Regions from separate parts of the Homo sapiens genome. Here region 1 is linked to region 2. The links are chromatin contacts, found by Hi-C or POLR2A ChIA-PET in ENCODE. All regions are on one chromosome and are shown on one strand. Each heading gives the region's core, a stretch centred on a gene start or an enhancer-like site at or near the end of the contact. The rest is flanking DNA. Distances are from core to core; before and after follow the strand shown.

Region 1 (7,360 bases), core at 1,536-4,035, 4.9 Mb before region 2:
GCGGGTGGATCACGGGGTTAGGAGTTCGAGACCAGCCTGGCCAGGATGGTGAAACCCCGTTTCTACTAAATATACAAAAATTAGCCAGATGCGGTGGCGGGCGCCTGTAGTCCCAGCTACTGGGGAGGCTGAGGCAGGAGAATTGCTTGAACCTGGGAGGCGGAGGTTGCAGTGAGCCAAGATCGCGCCATTGCACTCCAGCCTGATGACAGAGCAAGACTCTGTCTCAAAGAAAAAGAAAAAAAAAAGAAATGCTCAACTGGCAAGTATAATGCAAATATTCCAAAACTCCCCCCACCCCCCTCCAAAAATCTGAAACACTTTTGGTCCTAAGGGATACTGAAACTACAGTCAAAATTACAAATCAGTACTCAATAGAAAATGCAGTAACTTTAAAATCACCTGATTTGGGGCAGAGCAATGAAAATCAGAAAGGATTCCAGAAGGGTCTATAAAATGAAAAGTAACCATAAAATGATCAACTTAGAAAACTATTTTAAATATTGCTCCATTCAAACCTGTGCCAGACTTTCCACTGAAATGACAAAATATATCTTGCCACGGTCTCTGCTGATTTTGCATGATGACCCAAGTTTCTCTCTGACTTCATCTGCAGCTGTTTGCTCAAAGCCAGTAGGTACAGTGGCTCCAATAGTGACTAGAAGCTCAGATTCACTTCCGAGGTCACTTTCTGTCACTTGTACAGACTTCTGGTTCTCATGAAGGTTCACATCTAGGAGTTGGTTAGTGGCTTCTTCAATGTCACACATGTTGGCTGTGCTTCCAAGATCCCTAACACTGTCTCTTTAAAAGCAGTACTGTCCTTTAAAAGAAAAAGAAATAAAGCCCAAATATTATCATCTCATATTTCAGTTATAATTAAAAACATGGGCTCTGGAGGGCAGGAAGAACAAGGCAACACATCTGATAAACAGTCACCAAAGTAAAAAGGGTTGAATAAACATGGGCACAGAGTGCAGGCTGTAAAACATGATGTTATTATTAAAGAAGCAATACAGATACCATGGGAGAAAAAGAGACAAGAAGTATTTCCATAGCATGCAATGTTTGCTTTGGGGTAACCCATGTTGACAAAAGCCATTTCATAACTACGACAGAAACTGCAGATCACATTCAAATCCATTTCTGCATCTAGATGTTAAGAACATGGTTAGTTAAGAATATAGGGCTTGGCTGGGCGTGGTGGCTCACACCTGTAATCCCAGCACTTTGGGAGGCCGAGGCGGGCAGATTGCCTGAGGTCAGGAGTTCAAGACCAGCCTGGCCCACATGGTGAAACCCCGTCTCTACTAAAAATACAAACATTAGCCAGGTGTGGTGGTGGGAGCCTGTAATCCCAGCTACTTGGGAGGCTGAGGGAGGAGAATTGCTTGAATCCGGGAGGTGGAGATTGCAGTGAGCTGAGATCATGCCACTGCACTCCGGCTGGGGTAACAGAACAAGACTCTGTCTCAAAAAAATAAATAAATAAATAAAATAAATAATAATAATAATAATAATATGGGGCTTTTGGAGTTTCAGATAGATACAGGTTTGAATTCTTGCCTCCACCATCATAGGTTGAATGACTTATGGCAAATTAATTCTCCCAAACCTTCAAATGTAATTAAGTAATTAGTAATACCTCTTTCCTAGAGTCGTTAGGAGACAAGTGAGAGTAGTACCTGGTTAGGCCAATAATTAAAACTTATTAATAGGCTATCTATCTTCTTCCCTCCTGTGAAATAGCATTTCATGCATTTAAAAATGATTAACTGGGCTGGGCACACTGGCTCATGCCTGTAATCCCAGCACTTTAGGGAGCTGAGGTGAGTAGATTGCTTGAGGCCAAGAGTTCGAGACCAATCTGCGTAAGATGGCAAAATCTCATCTCTACCAAAAACACAAAAAATAGCTGGGCGTGGTGGTGGGCGCCTGGAGTCCAGCTACTTGGGAGGCTGAGGTGGGAGGACTGCACTCCAGCCTGGGTGACACAGTGAGGCCCTGTCTCAAAAAAAAAAAAAAAAAAAAAGAAAAAATTAAAAATAAAAATGGTTAACTGAATACTTACTATCTAATGATTACAAATGTTCAAACGCCTACTACTTGCCAGACTCTGGGATCCATAGATGGGCATCAGGAGAGAGATCTTGGAAGTAATCCGAAATAGTAAAACAAATTTCCTATGCATAAGCTTTTGTGTGTGCTTGGGGTGGGGGCCGGGGGAAGTATTAGAGAGGTGGAGGGGCCATAGCTTACACGAGATTTTCAAAAGGTCTGTGACTCAAAATAACTTAATTGAGTACAGAATACCTATAATGTCCTTGTGCTGTGCCAGCGATACACGACAGTGTTTAACACTACGTCAGTTCCCGCCGTTAAAAAGCTGACAGTCACTGTGAATACAATCTCCATCTTCTAAAAAATGCAGCTGAGGTCAGCTAAAGGACGCGTTCCGCACAAGGTCAGAGAGCCAATGAGAGGCGCAGAATGAAAGAGAACTCACGTCTCCCAACTCCCACCTACAGGGCCCGGGAATCCTAGGGAGCGGGTAAAGGCCTGGGAGAGGGAGCAAGATGGGCTCCGCCACGAGATCCGCCTGAAGTCCGGCTCGGCGCCGGCCTCAACTGCAAGAGGAAGGCCACCCCTCTCTCCCCAAGCTGAAACACCAGAAGAGCCACACTCGGCCGTTCCCAACCGCCGCCAGTTACCGGCCGCCAGCGAAGACCCTTTCAGCTCCCACACTCCATTGGCCTCTTGCGGTCAGGTCACGCCGCCGGAAGCCGCCCCCGGAAACGGAAGTCAGGCTACGAGTCACGGTGGCTCCGCGCTGGCGGCGGGTTCCCCCACAAGGTCTTGGGGAAAGGAGCATGCGCTGGAAGCTGTGTGCTGTTGGTTTTGAGGATCTTCAGTAAGCTGAAAGCGGAGAGTCAGGGGCCTTGTGTCCTACCATGGTATTTGCTAACGTTTAGAGAGTGCTTCCCCTTGCCGAGCACTGGGTAAGCGCTTCACATGCGTCATCTCATTTGGAACAAGTCTCTTTTGTTCTAGCACCTATGAAGTGGCAGAGACTGATTTCTGTTTTAAAGCTGGAGACACCGAGTCTCTCCAGCTTATTTAAATATCTTTCTCAAAATGTCATGCCACTAGTTCCTGATTTCTGTATTGCCATCACTATTTTAGCACTGTTTACTTCATATTTTTCTTTAGTTTAAAAAAAATAGAAATAGTGGGGCTCACTATGTTGCCTAAGCTGGTCTCGAACATCTGGGTTCAAGTGATTCTTCTGTCTAGCCCTCCTAAAGTGCTGGGATTACAGGCATGAGCCACTGTGCCCAATCAGATGAACTTTATTTCTCATAAAGGGTTGAACCTGGCCGGGCACAGTGGCTCATGCCTGTAATCCCAGCACTTTGGGAGGCTGAGGCGGGTGGATCACTTGAGGTCAGGAGTTTGAGGCCAGGCTGGCCAACATGGTGAAACTCCATCTCTACTAAAAATACAAAAGTTAGCTGGATGTGGTGGCCTGCACCTGTAGTCCTAGCTACTTGGGAAGATGAAGCAGAAGAGTTGCTTACCCAGGAGGCAGAGGTTGCAGAGAGCCAAGATTGTGCCACTGCACTCCAGTCTGGGAGCAAGACATCATCTCAAAAAAAAAAAAAAAAAAAAAAAAAAAGAGTTGAACCTGCATGGTAGCCATTTTGACAGACTGGGAAGCCTAGCTTCCAGTCAGAAGCCAAAAACAGGCACTTCCAGGGTTGGAAGAATAAGACAGGGATTTATGCTAAACACAGTGGCCAAATATACATGTTAAATAAACTGTAAGAGGGGTCACGAATATTTATGAAAGGAGCAATTTGTGCATGTGCAGTTGAGCTTCATGCCTCTCTGTGGATCCCATGTTTAAAAAATGGTGGCCTTAGCATGATCCAAGGGTAGAGTTTTCTACCGCTTGACTTCAAAAGGTGAAGCAGGGGATGTGAAAACCCTCACTGCACGTCCTCTGTCGACTGGCCAGAACCACTCCCTGGATGGTGGGTGATCTCTTATCAGGAAGGAATGCTAGTCGGTTGTTCTATTGAAACTGCAAATGGGAGGGTCAGCATCAGGCTGGTGGAGTGAGTCTTTCAAAAGGGCTGGTTTCTGTTTAACCCTTAGGAAAGAAAATCTAATGGCGATTATAGAGGGAGGGGTTATAAAGAGGTGTGTCCGACTTCCCATCCTGTCATGAGTAGGAACTCAGCTTCCAAGTTTTTTCTAGGGTCTCCTTGGCCAAGAGAGGGCCTGTTCAGTCAGTTGGGGGGCATAGAATTTTATTTTTATTTTTCAGTTGACAAAAGTTAACTTATTGTGAAAGGAACCCAACAACAAAAAGATAAACCGAATTTAAAACAAAACAAAACCAAAAAGAACACAATTTATAAATGTGCAAAGGGGCTGGGAGTGGTGGTTCATGCCTGTAGTCCCAGCGCTTTGGGAGGCTGAGGTGAGTGGCTCGCTTGAGCTCAGAGTTTGAGACTAGCTCTGGCAACATGGCAAAACTCTGTCGCTACAAAAAAATGACAAAAATTAGCTAGGCATGGTGACACTCACCTGTAGTCCCAGCTACTCGGGAGGCTGAGACAGGAGAATAGCTTGAGCTGGGGAGGTTGAGGCTGTAATGAGTTATGATCACATCACTGCACTTCAGCCCAGGTGACAGAGTGAGACCTTGTCTCAAAAATAAAATGAAAAATATGTAAAGGGCTTGAATAGATATTTCTCCAAAAGATGGACAAATGGCCAATAAGCACATGAAAAGATGCTGAACATCATTAGTCATTAGGGAATTGCAAATTAATCACAATGGGATACTCATCAAAATGACTAAAAGTAAAAAACAAAAAATCAACAGTTCCAAGTTCTAATGAGTATGTGGGGCAATGGAGCACTTATACATTGCTGATGAAAATACAAAATGATATATGCCCTGGTATGTTTTAGCTCTGTGACTCCACCTAAATTTCATCTTGAAGTATACTCCCATAATTCCCATATATTGTGGGAGGGACCCAGTGGGAGATGATTGAATCATGGGGGTGATTCCCTGCATACTGTTCTTGTGGTAGTGAATAAGTCTCACAAGATCTGATGGTTTGATAAGAGGTTTCCACTTCCGCTTCTCCCATTCTCTTTCTTGCTGCCGCCATGTAAGAAGTGCCTTTCACCTTCCACCATGATTGTGAGGCCTCCGTAGCCACATGGAACTGTAAATCCATTAAACCTCTTTCTTTTGCAAATTGCCCAGTCTTGGGTATGTCTCTATCAGCAGTGTGAAAATGGACTAATACACGTCCATTGGAAAACAATTTAGCCTTTCGTCAAAAAATTAAACATAGAACACATTACTCACCAATTCCACTACAGATGCTTTCTGACTTAGGATGGTTTGACTTACAATTTTTTGACTTTACAATGGGCTGATGGGTTATAATGCATTTTTAACTTACACTATTTTCTGCGTATGGTGGGTTTATTGGGATATAATCCCATTGTAAGTCAAGGAACATCTGTAATAGCTTTATACCCAAGAAGACTGAAAACAAGTGTTCAAACAAAAACTTGTACACAAACTGGGCATGCTGGCTCATGCCTGTAATTCTAGCAATTTGGGAGGCAGAGGCGGGAAGATTGCTTGAGCCCAAGAGTTTGAGACCAGCCTGGACAACATAGGGAGACCTGTCTCTACAAAAAATTTAGAAAGTAGCTGGGTGTGGTGGCACTCATCTGTGGTACCAGACACTGAAGAGGCTGACATGGGAGGATTGCTTGGGCCCAGGAGTTCGAGTCTGTAGTGAACTATGATTGCACCACTGTACTCCAGCCTGGGCAACAGAGAGCGTTCCCATCTCTAAACAACAAAAACAACAACTTGTACACAAATGTGCCTAGCGGCCTTATTGATTTAGTCAAAAAGTAGAAACAACCCAAATGTTCATCAGCTAATGAATAGACAAACAAGTGTGTTATATCTATAGAGTAGAATATTATTTGGTCATAAAAAGGAATGGAATACTGTGATATGATACATTGGTTTTCATCCACAGTTCCTAGCTCATAACTTTCCTAGCCCATTTTGCAGTAAACAGAATCTCTTTCTCTGACCTTCTCTTGCCCTCCTTTCACCTGCCTACTTGGCAAGACTCTAATCTGATTGTGGTCGTAAGGCATCTATTCCAGAGAGGGCCCTACCCCATATCCTGGAGGAAGGAATGCTGCACAGAGAGGCCAAGAGGCATCTGAATAGACAGACCTTGCTGGGTTTAGAGCATGTATTTTTTTGTCCAATCACTTTTTGATATGGTTGTCCATGCCTCAATCATGAGCATGGTTGTCCATGCTTCAATCATGAGCAACCAATGAAGTCTTCATGAAAGGTCAGAGGGAGTGCAGGGAATTTTATCCCAAAATATGGCTCCCTGGTATAATGAGGATTTTGAGTTAAAAACTCTTAGGTATCAAGTTGGAAGAGACTTTTTCCCTATCTACATAAAGATAGTATGGACCCTCCAAGGAGAACAGTTGCTCCCCTCCTTGTCTCATTATCCATTACAGGAAAGAAGACCAAGAATGTACCTGAACGGACCCTTTTATAAGATCATGACTGTCCCTGAGGATCATTTAAGTTCCAAAGAGAACTATTAATGAATTAATTTCTGTTCCCCATCCAATCATTCTCCCTAGTAACCATTTATTGCCCCTAAATAGAATTTATATCCCCCCACCATAATCTGTTTTGCCAGGATCCAAGTCCGTGTTCTTTCTGTAACCTCAAGATGGTGTTAAGCTTCTGAACCCCATTGGGATATTGGGCAATCACTCTGTGATTCTCCCTGTGTACATGGTTTAATAAATTTGTATACCTCTTCTTTTATTAATCTGCCTTCTTGTGAGTAGATTTTTCAGTAAACCTTCAGAGGGCCAAGGGCCCTCTGATGGGTGTCCTTTCCCCTATCCCTTGCCCTATGCATCTCTTCATCTGTATCCTTTGTAATATCTTTTGTAATAAACCAGAAAATATGTGTTACACTGGGTTCTGTGAGCCGCTCCAGCAAATCAATTGAACCCAAAGAGGGGGTCATGGAAACCCCAACTTAAAGCCTGTTGGTCAGAAGTTCTGGAGACCCAAACTTGCAACTGATATCTGAGGTGGGGATAGTCTTGGAGACTGAACCCTTAACCTGTAGGATCTGACATTATGTCTAGGTAGATAGTGTTGAAATTGAGTTGGAGAACACACAGCTGGTGTCCGCTGCAGAACTGATTGCTTGCCTGCTGGCTGATGAGGAGAAATCCCCACATATTTTGGGGTCCCAGAAGT
Region 2 (7,729 bases), core at 5,107-7,606:
AAGTCTAAACTGTGGAGACGTGTATCACCCAGTTTCTTCGATAACAACAAAAAAAATGCATGGAAAAAAGATCTGTAGAGGAAATACAGAGATTAGTGAACATCAACCATTTGTAATGTATTTACCTTATTTGGATCCTAATTCAAACTGTTAAATACGTGTATGTGTAAAATTATTATATTATGTATTTTTTACAAATATCTATTTATATATGTATATATATCAGGGAAGTATAAACCTAGACTCAATAAAAATGAAAGGCCATCAAAGGGGTAGGCACATTTAGAAAAATGAGACACAGATGTCTGTTTATTAAAAAGATGTTCAAGATGTACAAAAGGTAATTTACCAAATGAGAGATACTGTGTTAGTCCCTTTTTATGAAATTTAAATATATACGTAAATTTTACATATGCATACTTAGAGGAAAAGCCTGAAACCCTAATCTCTAATAGTTGAATTGTTTTGTTTTGTTTCATTGCTCCTCTTTATTTCCTAATGTTGCACTACAATGAATATGCTATCTTTTTCTCCTTAAAAAAATTTTTTTAACAGAGATGGGGTCTTGCTGGAGTACAGTAGCTATCACAGATGCAATCATAGTATATTACAGCCTCAAACCCCCGGGCTCAAGTAATTCTCCTGCCTCCGTCCCCTGAGTAGCCGAGTCCAAGGTGTGTGCTACATGAATATGTATATCTTATGTAATAAGTAACAAAATTTGAGGTTTGCTTTAAGTTTGCACATGTGCAGGGGTCCACTTCACTTATTAAGGAGAATCACTGATGTGAAGCTTCTAATTCCTCAAGGATGCTGGAGAGCAGAATATTAGTCCTCCTTGTAAATATCTCTTAAAACGACACTGGATACAACGCAGGGTGGCGGTAAGACATAGGTTTGTGTTGAAACTCCAGGATTATCATTATGTTCTTACAATTTGCTCTCCAAGTCAACTGTACGTTCACCTATTTGTCAAACTTTCCTTTTCTACTGAAGTGAATTACAACTCCAGGTAAGTCCTGTCATTAACCAGACAGTCCAGAAATCTGGGTTTTACCCCCTATCGAGTTCCCATCTGGTATGTGATCCTGCCAACCTTACCAGAGTCTCTTCAGAAAGGACAATGTAGTTTTGTGATGTTGAAAACCACACTGAGAATTCCGTGAGAGTTTACAAGTCCTCAGATAAACCACTGTTGACCTGCAAAATCTGGTCCCTACAGGTCTGGACCTTGACTCCCTCTCCCTCCTGAACTCCTAGCACTCTCCCCTGGCCTTCTTCTCCTTCCTCCAACATGTCACAAACACTCCTATCTCAGGGCCTCTGTACTTGCTGCTCTGACATTTGGAACACACTTTTTCCCTGACAGCTACAGGGTCAACTCGTTTGCCTCCTTCAGATCTGTGCTGAGATGTCATGTAGTAAAGATCTAATCCCCACCTGAGTACTCCCTTAATACCCCTCATCATGTTTTGTTGCTTTTTAAAATTACTGTAAAATATACATAACATAAAATATACCACTTTGAAATGTTATAACTCAGTGGCACTAAGTACATTCACACTGTTGTGTGACATCACCACCATCCATTTCCAGAACTTTTTCATCTTTCCAAACTGAAACTCTATCCTCAATAAACACTAACTCCCCCTTCCTGTCTTCTATCTCCCCCAGCAATCCCCATTCTACTTTCTGTCTGCAGGGATCTGACTACTCTAGATGCCTCTATAAGAAAAATCATAAAATATGTGTCCTTTTATTTCTGGCTTGTTTCACTTAGCATGTTTTCAAGGTTCATCCACATTGTAGCATGTGTCAGAATTCCCTTTTTAAGGCTGAATAATATTCCATTGTATGTATATTTCACATTTTATCTGTTCATTCATCAGTAGACTTGTGTTGTTTCTACCTTTTGGCTACTGTGATAATGCTTCTACTGACACAGGTGTACAAATATCTGCTCACGTCCCTACTTTCAATTTTTTAAAGTATATACCTTGAAGTGGAATTGCTGGGACATATAGTAATTTTATGTTTAATTTTTTTTAGTAACTGCCATGCTGTTTTCCACAGCAGCTTCACCATTTTACATTCCCACCGGCAATGCACAAGGGATCTAATTTCTCCACTTGTTATTTTCTGTTCCCCCTTTAACCAGTTTTCTTTTTCTCCATAGCTTTTACTACCTCTAATACTATAATACTTACTTGTTTATTTATATTGGCTGCCTCCCACCAACTGAGATGTAAGCCTCTTGGGAACGGGATGGTTTGTTCATTGCTATATCCTGAGCACCTGGAATACATCTTAGTACATAGCAGGTGCTCAAGAAATTTGTTGAATAAAGAATAAAACATTTGAATCGCACACAACTTGAACAGGTCTTAGAGTCTGTTAAATAGATTTACCACACCATGTGCCTTAAACTACATCCAATTTAGAAATCTCAAAGTTGAATGGGTGACGGTTTCAGTGGTGTATCTGGCTTATTCTCATTAGCAATCATCTCAGAACCACAGAAACCAAGAGAATTGTAAGGAATCATAGAAGTTATGTCATTCACATCACCGACTTCAAGCCTTAATTGCATTCATCAATTGAGCTATGCACAAACTTAAAACAGCAAAAATGGAAAAAAAAAAAACTGCATGGACTTCTGGTTAACAGACAGCCTGCAAATGCAATGTGTTTTATTTTTAAAAATCAAACCAATAGTAAACAAGATAGACACTGGCCCTGTGGAGACTCCTTAATTAGATGTAGCCAAAGACAGCTTGACCTAGAAACCTAACTCCAGGCCTACTTTTATTTTGGCTGTTTTTTTCTGTTGTTCATATTTGGTGTTTGTTTTATTTTTGTTTGTTTTCTAAGAGCTGCTCATGAAGAAATCAGACAGTTTCCATGATATCTTTATAAATGAGTTGAAAAGCCATGTGATATTCCCCCCTCTGGAAGTCAGTTGGTTGCACACCATTGGATTAAAGGTTTCTTTTTTATCTTTCTCTCTGCCCACTCTCCTCCCTCCCCGCAATACCAACACCCTGATCTTCCTCACTTAAAAATATTTTGAAGAAAAGACTCTTGATCTTTCTGTGGAGTTCATCTATCTCTTTTTTTCTAAGCAACCATTCCACTTCTCATTCCTAAAGAAAAGATGCCAATTCCCTCCAAAAGACAATCACTTGGTTTAAATAGATACCATTGTCAACCCCAAATGACTTTCATGGGTCTCAAGGCAAGAGCCAGAGTAATTCACTTAGAACATGAAGAACTTTCCCTGCCTGATAAGAATGATATCTTGAAAGGATTTTCTGTTCTGATTTGAATTATTCAAAGAGCAGATTGTACTTTCAGTGTACATATGCATACACACACACACACACACACATGAACTTGAAAGAAAAAATGGAGAACAAAAACGTCTGCACAACTGGCTGCAAAGCAAACTGGAAGGTATATGAAAAGGTATCAACATTTCACATTGCAGTCTAACTGCAGTTTAAACTTTCGAATTATTCAGATGGGGAAACGCCTGATCCTTTTAACCTACTCAGATTCTTTGATGTAAACAATCAAGATGTATTTCAGCTAGGAGGTGAGCCTAATGCTTAACTTACATAATGTTCCTTGTGGTTTTGTTTCTTTTTACTCTCCCCATTCAGGCTTTCCAAAATGAACTCATTACAGTATCTAATACCTCCTCAAATATCTGCACTCTTTTATCCCTATGTTTGTGGCTACATCCTTTCCTTCTTACATCAATGTTATGTATTATTTCATCATTGGTGGGAGGTATGCAAGTTATTTCATCAGTAGCAGTAAGTTTACCATTTTTCCTAGCTTCCCTCTCACCACCAGCATCCCCAAATCAACTGAGGTCCATTTGTGGGATGCAGTACAGCCTCACCGCCTGAGGTTACACCCTGCTCCTACTTTGTACTAGCTACTGGGCAAGTGATTTCACTCTCTGCACCTCAGTTTCTTCACCTGCATCTGACGCACAGGGTTTCTGAGATACATGGCTCTGGACCTGGCTTACAAGTACTTAATGTGTCCATCTTATTATTTTTAGCAACCAGTTAGAAAAGAGTCTGTGGACCAGTTTTTCCTTGCTGTACAGCTAATTCTGAAAAGGGGAACTGGGCCTAATCCTTGGCTCTATGAGCACCCACACAGCCATGTGAGTCAACAGAACTCCAAGAAGAAACTAGAGTTCTCACATCCAAATGCTTCTCACTCCGCCAGTACTCCTGAGGATCTTATCAACAGGAAACAAAAGCACTATACCACTATAATGAAGTGTCTGACTTTTATTTTCTCATTAGAAAAGCCCAAAGATTGTAGCCCAGGGAACAGCTAAATATTTAGAATGTTAAAAAAGTTATTAAGACCCAGCCACCCACCCCCACCTACCTCTGTTACCCTGTTATTTACCATGTTCCTGAACATTTCAGGAGAAAAAACTCCTGATAGCCAAATCTGCAGCAATAGTGATGTACGTGCACCCGTTGAAACCTCCCACTCTTCAAATGCAGTCTGACCATTTTGGGGAAAAAATAGGAACTGTTGTGTTTACAGATAAATGCTGCTCTCAGCTCATATTCCACCACGGGCCCCAAAACAACAGGGACCTGCCAGATTCCTTGACACTCAGGTGGCTTGAGTCAAGGGCTGGATGCTACCACCTTAAGCTTCAATAACTCACTTCCCTTTTTAAAGTTCTAATTCTTTCAACTTGCAGCAACCACTTTCATTTCTTGCAATCCAACCTACTCTGATTAAGCACACGTTCAAAATTAGAAAAGAGTGACTATTTCTTGAAGGAGAGAGGCAGTTAATACTGCTTACACATTTTGGCATATGAAATGCACTGTATCCTTCAGAATTTAAATCATCAGCATGCTTTTCAGACCGGCAATGGGCCGCCGTTTTATTGCTCCATTTAATGGCCTTTTCCCCTCCTCTCTCATAAACTTTCAGGCTCCTTCAATTCTCAGCTACTTCCAAGAAACGGACTGTCCACTGGACCTCTGCTCCCAAAAGCCCTCACCAAAGGCAGAGGCAAATTTTGAAGACTGAGCCACGGAGTTTCTTTTTCTTTCTTACTCCCCACCTCCTTGGCGGTTTAGATAGAACTTAAAATAGGCTTAGGACAAAAACTCATTATTGACTACAGCACTCAGGCTTCCACACTCACCTGACCTGGGTCAGGCACTCTGTTGCCAAAGCAAGCCCAGCGAGGGGTGCAAATCCTGCTCCTCTGTAGTCAGCTCCTAAATATTTAGAAAGAAAGAAGACTGAGTACCAGACCGCGGAAGATGAGCTCTAACAGAAATGCTCCAAATTACAAGTTTCCACCTTCTTTAGCCTCCTTCACTGGGGACAGCCCCCCCGCCCCCAAACTTGGTAGGCAGGTTGGTGGGATCGCTTGGGCGAAGATTCCAGGTAACTACGCTTACTTATTTCCAGGATGTAACTGACAATTGAGACTAGGCACGCACAAACTTCGAACGTGCGGGAGGCTGGAACTAAGGGAAGTGTTTGGCAGATCCCAAAGCACTTGTTTCCCGGCGAGAAGGCCAAGTATCCGAAGCCCGCATCCTCATTGGACATGAGCTTCGTCCACACTTCATCCCTCACCGCTTCTCCGGTTTTCTTCCGTTTTTAAAAACCCTCCCCACGGGGGGCCCCTACACATGCATTATTCTCCCAACCACGGAGCGCAAGAGAGGGATACATTTTTAGAAAGATTATTTCCTTGAGCAGACTCACATATGACACCCCCACAACCTCTCTTCAAAAAAAAAAAAAAAAAAAGAACTATTTCCTGCAGCTGCAGCAACAGTTTCCAACTTGGGGGAATGCCACATCAGACCAGAATGGGGAGCCCCCAAAGCCACGCACTAGAGTAGAGGATATTTGTTTTTTAAGCTTCAAATGAGCTCCCCCCAAAACAACTGCCCGCAGTAAAGGAACCCCCAAATGCATGCCAAGTGCATGCACATCCATCAAGATCTCCCCGAGAGCGGGGCAAAAACTTCTGCGCCCGGGGAGCCAGTGCCAACTCCCCGCGCCCTCTGCCCGGCCCCAGCCGCTACCTTGGTGCCCGGGGAGCCACGCCGGTTTGGGGGAGCAGGGCGAGGAGAGGGGTTAGCAGCCGCTGGGTAATCCCATGTCCGCGAAGAGGGAGCTCGTTCCGTTAGGATGGAAGCGGAACACCCACACCTCCTCTCGGCGTGCGCTTTCTCTCTCTCCACCCCCTGCCTCCTCCTCCACCACCACCTCCTCCTCCTCCTCTCCTCCCACCCCAGCGAGCTTGAGGAAACGCTTCAGCAGCACATCCACATGGTTACTGCACTTTAAAGCGGCTCCGGGTGGCTTATATAGGCCGGGAAGCTCCCTGGGCAATGTAGTCCAAGTAGCGGGTCGTGGCGGCGCCTGAGGCTGCGGGGAGGGACTACAAGTCCCAGAATCCCCTGGGCGCCCGGGCTGGGCCCTAAATAGACGCGTGCGGGGACAGGGGAGGGGCGTCCTGCGAGGCTTTCAGGCTGCTGAGCCTGTTCCTTGGCTGGGGTCGGTAGGGCTTGGAGCCAGCCGTTCAAAGTCACCCCTGGGAAGCGCCCGCAACCCTTGGGGACGCCTCTCCTCCGGCTGCCCCCCTTCCCTGGAATCCAGGTGTCACTGGGGCCGGGGAGGGGCTAGGAGCTCGGATTTCTGCTTTGGGAAGTTTTTACAAGCCCACCCTCCCCCTGCCTTGGTTCCCCGAGCCAAGAATTTCAGAAATCCGGGGCACAAAAACGCCAGTGTTTGCGGTCAAGGATTAAAGGCGCGAGGTGTCTTTATTTAATCTGCTCCGCCCTGCTCGGGTTTGCACGAGAAACCAAGCCTGGGAGCGACGGTCCACGCAAGCGGAGACACAGGCAAGTCGCGTGAGAGCACTTTTCTGAGCCCGAGTTGCTTGTCTTTTATCGCCCGTGAGGAGGTAAAGAAAGGCAGACCTCTCCGGTGCACAAATAAAGGAGCCGTGTTGTGACTTGCCGGCTCTGAGATTGGGAGGCAGAAAATAAATACAAACCGCGACCTCAGTCCTGACCGTACCTCTAGCAGCCCCTCTGCTCCTGGGAGCTGTAAATGCTTAAGTAAATAAACCGCAAACCAGAAAAATAAGGGCTTAGGAAAGAGCCGCTCACACAGAGATGCGCATCCAGGCGGGGCGCTCTCCAAGAGCTCCGAATGGGGCAAGGTGGGTTTCACCCGCTGCCAAGTAATGCCTGGGCTCCCGGGCTACACGCTGCTTAGGGCTCCGGCTTTTGCAAGGAGGGGAAGAGCTAAGCCCGGAGGCAGTCAGCCGACTGCCCTGTCTTGCCTCAAATGACGTATATTCATTCCTCAAACGTTTCCTGAGTGTTTACTAGGTGCCAGGCGCTGGGGCATAGTGGTGAGCCAAACGCATTATAGCATCCCAGACAGGCACTTCCTGACGCCGCCTAAAGATCTGTTATAACAATAGTAATAATAATGATAATAATCAATGGGGAGGCTGATTTTATTGAGCCCAGACCACATGCAGTTTTCATGCGTCATGCTATTGAGTTTTACCAACTGTAGGTATATTTATTATATCTATTTGGCAGGTGCACAATCCAGGGCTCAGAGAAATCAGGTAACTTCCCAAATGACCCCTCGAGTTAAGTGGTACAGCCTGGACTCCCGTTCCAGACTCTACGTG

The links. Hi-C counts contacts between places; a loop is a spot of excess contacts on that map. ChIA-PET counts read pairs that join two places held with the same protein, here RNA polymerase II (POLR2A). Pooled maps may share reads with other maps.
Region 1: a loop to region 2 is called in a pooled map, with 7 times the contacts of the local background. The contact joins the promoter of THUMPD3 here to the promoter of ITPR1 in region 2. A Hi-C loop is called at or near these places in 1 of 50 pooled maps. POLR2A ChIA-PET finds 5 or more read pairs at or near these places in 2 of 52 experiments (HEK293T and naive thymus-derived CD8-positive, alpha-beta T cell).

Annotation. Positions count from the first base shown.
Region 1 is chr3:9,358,479-9,365,838 of GRCh38, reverse strand. It overlaps THUMPD3 (THUMP domain 3 tRNA guanosine methyltransferase), which reads right to left and starts at 2,785. Exons shown (of 10, transcript NM_001114092.2): 1 at 2,712-2,785; 2 at 519-823. The coding sequence starts at 770. It also overlaps a transcript of SRGAP3 not described here. RefSeq lists enhancers at 2,336-2,395, 2,416-2,495, 2,566-2,625, 2,846-3,055.
Region 2 is chr3:4,491,975-4,499,703 of GRCh38, reverse strand. ITPR1 (inositol 1,4,5-trisphosphate receptor type 1) reads right to left here and starts at 6,356. Exons shown (of 62, transcript NM_001378452.1): 1 at 6,099-6,356; 2 at 5,198-5,273. It overlaps ITPR1-DT (ITPR1 divergent transcript), which reads left to right and starts at 6,541. Exons shown (of 2, transcript NR_108075.1): 1 at 6,541-6,920. RefSeq lists silencers at 4,425-4,719, 6,018-6,287.